Linked DNA regions of Homo sapiens: region 1 is linked to region 2. The links are chromatin loops, found by intact Hi-C in ENCODE. Cell type or tissue: endothelial cell of umbilical vein. All regions are shown on one strand. Links, peaks and the distances in the headings refer to the core of each region. The heading gives the core; the rest is flanking DNA.

Region 1 (2,911 bases), core at 320-2,819, 66 kb before region 2:
TGTCAATCCATCAAGAGGATATAGCAATCGCAAACATGTATGCACCTAACAACATAGTCCTAAGAGACATAAAGACAAAACTCAGAATTAAAGATAAAAGTAGGCAATTCAACTAAAATAGCTAGAGATGTCAATACCTTACTTTCACTAATATATGGAGCAGTTAGACAAAATAAGGAAAAAGAAGACTTGAACAACACCACGAGCCAACTAAACCTAACAGAAATGTATAGAACATTTCACTCAACAACAGCAGAATATGTATTCTTCTCAAGAGCACACTGGACATTCCTCCAGGATAGACCACGTTAGGCCATAAAATCAGTCTCAATAAATTTAAAAGGACTGAGATCAGCAAAGTATGTTCTCTGACCACATGGGATGAAATTAGAAGTCAAAGACAGAAGGAAATTTGGGAAATTTACAGATATGTGGAATTAAACAACACACTCCTACATAACAATGGATCAAAGGGTAAATTGCAAGGGAAATTAGAAGGTATGTTGATAGGAATGAAAACAGAAACGCAAGATACCAAAACTGTGGTATGTAGGGAAGTCATGCTCAAAGGAAAATTTATGCCTACATTAAAAAAAGAAGAAAAATTTCAAATCCACAGCCTAAACCTCCACACTAAAAAACTAGAAAAAACAATGCAAACCAAACCCAAACCAGTATAAGGAGAGAAAGTGGAAAGTGGAAATTAACAAAAAATAATAGAAAAACAATAGAAAAGATTAAAAAACAAAAGCTGGTTCTTTGAAAAGATTGACAAACTTATTGTAGACTGACTAAGAGCAAAAGAGAAAATACAAATTACTAAAATCAGGAGAAAGGGGACATTACTACCAGTCTTATAGAAATAAAATGTATTATAAGAGACTCTTGTGGCCAAGAAATTAGATAATCTAAATTAAATTATTTTCTGTAAATCACAAATGACCAAAACTGAAGGAATAGAAAATCTGAATTATATTAATACCTATAACAAGTGAAGAGATTTCGTTAGTAATCTGGAAAATTCCCACAAAGAAAAGTCAACGTCCAGCTGGTCTCATTGGTGAACTCTAACAAATGTTTGGAGAAGAGTTAACACTAGTCCAAAGCAAACCAAAAAAGTGAAGATGTGAGAACACTTTCCAACTCATTCTATGCAGTCAGTATTGTCCTGATACCAAATCACACAAAGACATCACAAGAAAAGGAAATCAATATTCCTTGTAAATATAGATGCAAAACTCCTCAACAAAATACTAGCAAACTGAATCCAGTAGCATATAAATAAAAATAACTGTACACCATGACCAAGTGGGATTTCTTCCAGGAAAGGCTGGTTAACCAAAAATAAATTAATAAAATATATATCAATAGAAGAAAGGATAAAAATTATACAGTCATCTCAATAGATGCTGAAAAAGCATATAAAAAAATCCAATACTTATTCATGATTAAAAAGAAAAAACTGCCAGTAAAATTGGAATAGAAAGGAACTTTCCCAAGTTAATGAAGAGTATCTAGGAAAAATCTATAGCAAAGATGAAACTTAGTGGTGAAAAACTGTATGCTTTCCTCCTAAGAACAAGTAACGGACAAGAATGTCTGCTTTCATCACTTCTACCCAATATTTTCTTGGAGGTTCTAGCCAGAAAAATGTAGTAAGAAAAGAAATAAAAGATGTCCAAATTGCAAAGGAAGAGGTAAAATTATCTCTGTTTGCAGATAACATGGTCTTTTGCATCTACAAAGAATCCTATTAGAACCAATAGGAACTAAAAGAACTAAAAGAATCCACAAAAATATCCTATTAGAACTAATAAACAAATTCAGCAAAGTTACAGAGTTAACATACAAAAGTCAGTTTTATTTCTATACACTAGCAATAAGTAATCTGAAATAAAAATAAAAATCTGATGATAACTTTCACGTTATCATCAAAAACATAAAATACTTCAGAGTAAATTTAACAAAGAGGTACTAGGCTCATAGACTGAAAATGACAAAACAGTGCTTATGGAAATTAAAGAACTATTTAAATGGAGATATGTTCCATGTTCATGAATTGGAGGACTCAACATTGTTAAGATGACAATTCTCCCCAAATTGATCTACAGTTTTAACGGAATCCTTATCACAATTCCAGAAATTTTTTTTTCTCCAGAAACTGAGAAGCCGATCTTAAAAATTATATGGAAATTCAAAAGACTCAGAATGACCACAGCAATCTTTGTTTGCTTTTTTTGGTTGTTGTTGTTTTTGTTTTTGTTTTGAGATGGAGTTTCTCTCTTTTGCCCAGGCTGGAATACAATGGTGTGATCATGGCTCACTACAACCTCTGCCTCCCGGGTTCGAGTAATTCTCCTGCCTTGGCCTCCCAAGTAGCTGGGATTACAGGCATATGCCACCATGCCCAGCTAATTTTTGTATTTTTAGTAGAGATGGAGTTTTGCCATGTTGGCCAGGCTGGTTTTGAACTCCTGACCTCAAGTGATCCACCCACCTCGGCCTCCCAAAGTGCTGGGATTACAGGCATGAGCCACTGTGCCTGGCGGCCCACAGCAATCTTAAGTAAGAACAGAGTTAGAGGATACTGTATTAGTCAGCTAGGGCTGCCCAAACAAAATATCACTGACTAGGTCACTTAAAACAACAGAACTCTGTTCTCCCACAGTTTTGGAGACCAGAAGTCTGGAATTAGGTGTCAGCAGGGCTGCACTCCTATGAGGAGTTCAGTTGAGATTTTGTCTCTGTTCCATTCCAGCTTCTGGGCTTCTGGTGGCTCTTGGCATTCCTTGGCTGTGGCCACATCGCCCTACTCTCTGCCTGCAGCCTGGCGTGCTCTTCTCCTCTATTCTCTCCTCTGTACATCTCTCATAGGAACATTTGTTATTCGATTTAGAGCCCACTCTGACAA
Region 2 (2,911 bases), core at 178-2,677:
GTGGAGCTACCAGGGTGAAAGTGGCAACGGGCCACAAAGCCCTTTGCTGGGATTTTTGGCTCAGACAAACTCAGGGAAGGCTACTCTGTGGGGCCTGCCAGTCCTGGGACCCCCCACTGTACCTCAAGCCCACCTGGGTCACAGCACTGATGGCTGACCAGTGTTCCTTGGTCCCATGTATCCTGCCCTGTGACCCCGAGCTCATTTGCCTAAGATGCATTGAGGATTACCAATCCCAGTGCCCTCCAATTCTCCCTCTCCACTCATCCCAGGCGCCAGGCTCTGTGCCAAGCCCAGGTCATGTTCCCAGTTTTGAACACAACTCTGTGGCCCTGACTTGAATTTCTACCTCTGTATCCTCCCATCAAGTCTGTGGCCCACTCCTCTCCCTTACAGCTCCCACAGCTCAGAAGTCAGCGGAGCAGAGTCCCCAGGAAACCAGGGTCAGGGATGGAGGCTGCTGAGGAGCGGGTCTGGGTGAGGACCAGCTTGTGACCTGTAGCTCCGGGGACCAGAGTGTGAACGATTTTGGCATAGATGCTGCTCTGAGCTTCCTAAGAGCAAAAACGGGCTGTTGCTGTTTGCGGTTCTTGTTCTGTTTGGGGGATGCCATCAGGTGCTGGGGGCGTATCAGGAGGGCACAGCCCCAGAGCCAGCAGTGTGTGGGGGGCTGGACCATCAGGCCAGGTCCCCGGGCCAGGGTGAGGTCTGGGCTGCAGGTGCACAGCGACCTCAGGATTGGTGGGGGTCCTCCCCAACCATGGATCACTGAGGGGGAGCCCCAGTTTAACGTGAACCTAACAGGCATTTAACTCTCATCCTGCCTAGGAGGTGGAGGCCAGATACAAGAAAACCACAGTACCAGTAAATGACAAAGGCTGGATCTTAACCCAAGTCCTCCGACTCTGAAGGCCATACCCAACAGGTCCCATTTTATTTGTTTTACTTTTTTTTAATTGAAGAAAAAAAAACTAGCATTCCCCTACAGTGCCCCCCACCTGGTGGGGACATCTTGGGTTGGCAAGGCCACCACTTTCAAGAGTAGAAGTGTTTTTCAGCAGGAGGAGTTGGCTGCACCAAAGGAGCTCAGGAGAAGCTGGAGTCTCAGGCCCAGCAGGAACAGCCAGAGGTTTTGCAGCTTTGCCCAGCGGCTGGGTTCGCCGAAGGGTCTCCCTGGGGGTTCCCAGCATGAGCCGAAGCCACCCTCCCCTGTGGGATCTGTGAGGCCAGGCATTGGGCCTCTTTAGGCCTCAGTTTCCTCCCCTGTCATAGGCAACTGACAGTCCCTCTGGAGCGCCACTGGGGCTGCAGAGGGAGGCCGGAGAGATGGTGCCCCCCCTCCTCCCCGCCACCCCCACACACAGCCCTCAGCAGGATGGTGGCTGCCTGGCCGATTGCTTTTGCATTTGCAGCAGAGCGGGGGAGTGAGGCCAAGCTGAGTGCCCCCTCCCCCTGCCCAGCCAGCTCAGACCCAGGCGGTGGAGCAGGAAGGCTCTGGGGAAAACAGTGTGAGTCACCGGGCGGCCAGAGTGTGTCCTTCCCTGCTAGCGCACTACACGGCAGGTTTCATAGGTAATGATGTCATTTATGAGGCTCCCGCTTGGGGCTGTGTCTGAGTCAGCCTGGCTGTGTCGTGACCAAGCGGAGGCTGGCAGCAGCGAGGCGTGGGCACGGGCTCTGCCGCCGGGCTCTGGCCTCTGCCCCCTCGTGGGGCCCAGGCTGCCAGCCCCAGGCCTGGAACGGGCAGGCAGTGGGGCTGGGGGAGCCGTTTGAGACCTCGGATTGATGAAGAAGCATGCATTTTCGTGACCCTGGCTCCTGCCTTGGAACGGGGGGCTCGCATGCAGTGGAGGGGGACCCAGGAGTGAGCCCCGACTTCAGGAGGTTGCTCCCTGCAAAGTGCTTGTTGGGCGAAGGCCAGTGACATTCTGTGCGAATCCCTGCTGAAGGCAGATGGCCTCCGTTGTTAAACCTCCCGCTTAACAAACATCATCTCCGAACATACAGACACACAAACATATTTACATTTTTATAATGTGTATTTATTATTCAAATAGCTTGACAGCAAAGTGTTTGAAAACGAAGAGCAGGAATTCCGCGGTTCCTGCCCGGCCTCGCCATCCAGCTGGGAGAAGAGCATGGTCATTTCCTTCACTTAGTCCACGGCCACTCGGCGCTCATCCCCAGCACAGCCCTCCCCAGGCTGCGGCAAAGACTGTTGCTGTCCTGCTGAGGGATGTGCCCCCGGGGATTCAATCGAGATTCTGTAAGATGTGGGGGATGTGGCGGGGTGGGGGGTGGCTTCTCCACATCCCCAGGGCTCTCCTTCTTCCCCAGTGAGGTGGGAGAAGCCGCAGATTGGGGTCTGCTGAGGAGCGGGCCTACATGAGGCCCAGGTCGTGACCCATGGCTCCGGGGACCAGAAGGTAAACAGTTTCGGCACAGGGTGCTCCCACTAGGTCATAGGTGGATTCAGCCTTCTCTGAGAACCGAGAAGATTCTGGAGTCTTTTGAAGCAGGAAAGGAGATCAGAGGAGGAGATGGTGGCAAAGCGGGGACTGAGACTCTTGAAATGTGTTTATCCCAGGCAGAGCAGCCGCTGAAAGGGGAGATGGAGAGAGAATGTCAAAAGCAGCACTGGGTGTTTTCCTGGGGTCTCTCCACAGTGCCCCATCATTTCCGAATCACCAGGCCCGCTGGCACAGGGGTCTGCAGCCCAACCTCGCAGAATGACCCCCTCTCTGCAGGCGGGCATCACCCTGACAGCCCCCTCCCAGGACAGAAAACCTATAGACACCTGGCTGCTGGGTGTCAGGCCACCCGCCCGTTTCTCTTCCTTTCCTTCCAGCCTTTCCTCTCCCAACCAGCCCCCTCCCCACCCGGTCCCCCTTCTATTTTTCCTGGCTAAAAC

The links. Hi-C counts contacts between places; a loop is a spot of excess contacts. Peaks named below come from ENCODE experiments on the same cell type or tissue, not always from the same donor. Only the 100,000 strongest peaks of a DNase experiment are listed, where the experiment ranks them.
Region 1: it touches region 2 in a loop (2.5-fold over the local background); 1 of 110 quality-filtered maps calls a loop at or near these places.

Annotation. Positions count from the first base shown.
Region 1 is chr14:101,137,917-101,140,827 of GRCh38, reverse strand. No RefSeq gene overlaps it. Among named protein-coding and RNA genes, the nearest start is that of LINC02285, 19 kb to the right of the region's middle. In endothelial cell of umbilical vein, for the core only: no CTCF peak of the experiment used is centred there; no DNase peak of the experiment used is centred there.
Region 2 is chr14:101,072,047-101,074,957 of GRCh38, reverse strand. MEG9 (maternally expressed 9) reads right to left here. Exons shown (of 2, transcript NR_047664.1): 2 at 2,021-2,911. LOC105370670 (a long non-coding RNA gene) reads left to right here. Exons shown (of 5, transcript NR_188195.1): 3 at 397-477; 4 at 829-1,572; 5 at 2,058-2,911. Among named protein-coding and RNA genes, the nearest start is that of MEG9, 3.6 kb to the right of the region's middle. In endothelial cell of umbilical vein, for the core only: no CTCF peak of the experiment used is centred there; a DNase peak (open chromatin) is centred at 1,527; H3K27ac peaks cover 2,322 bases.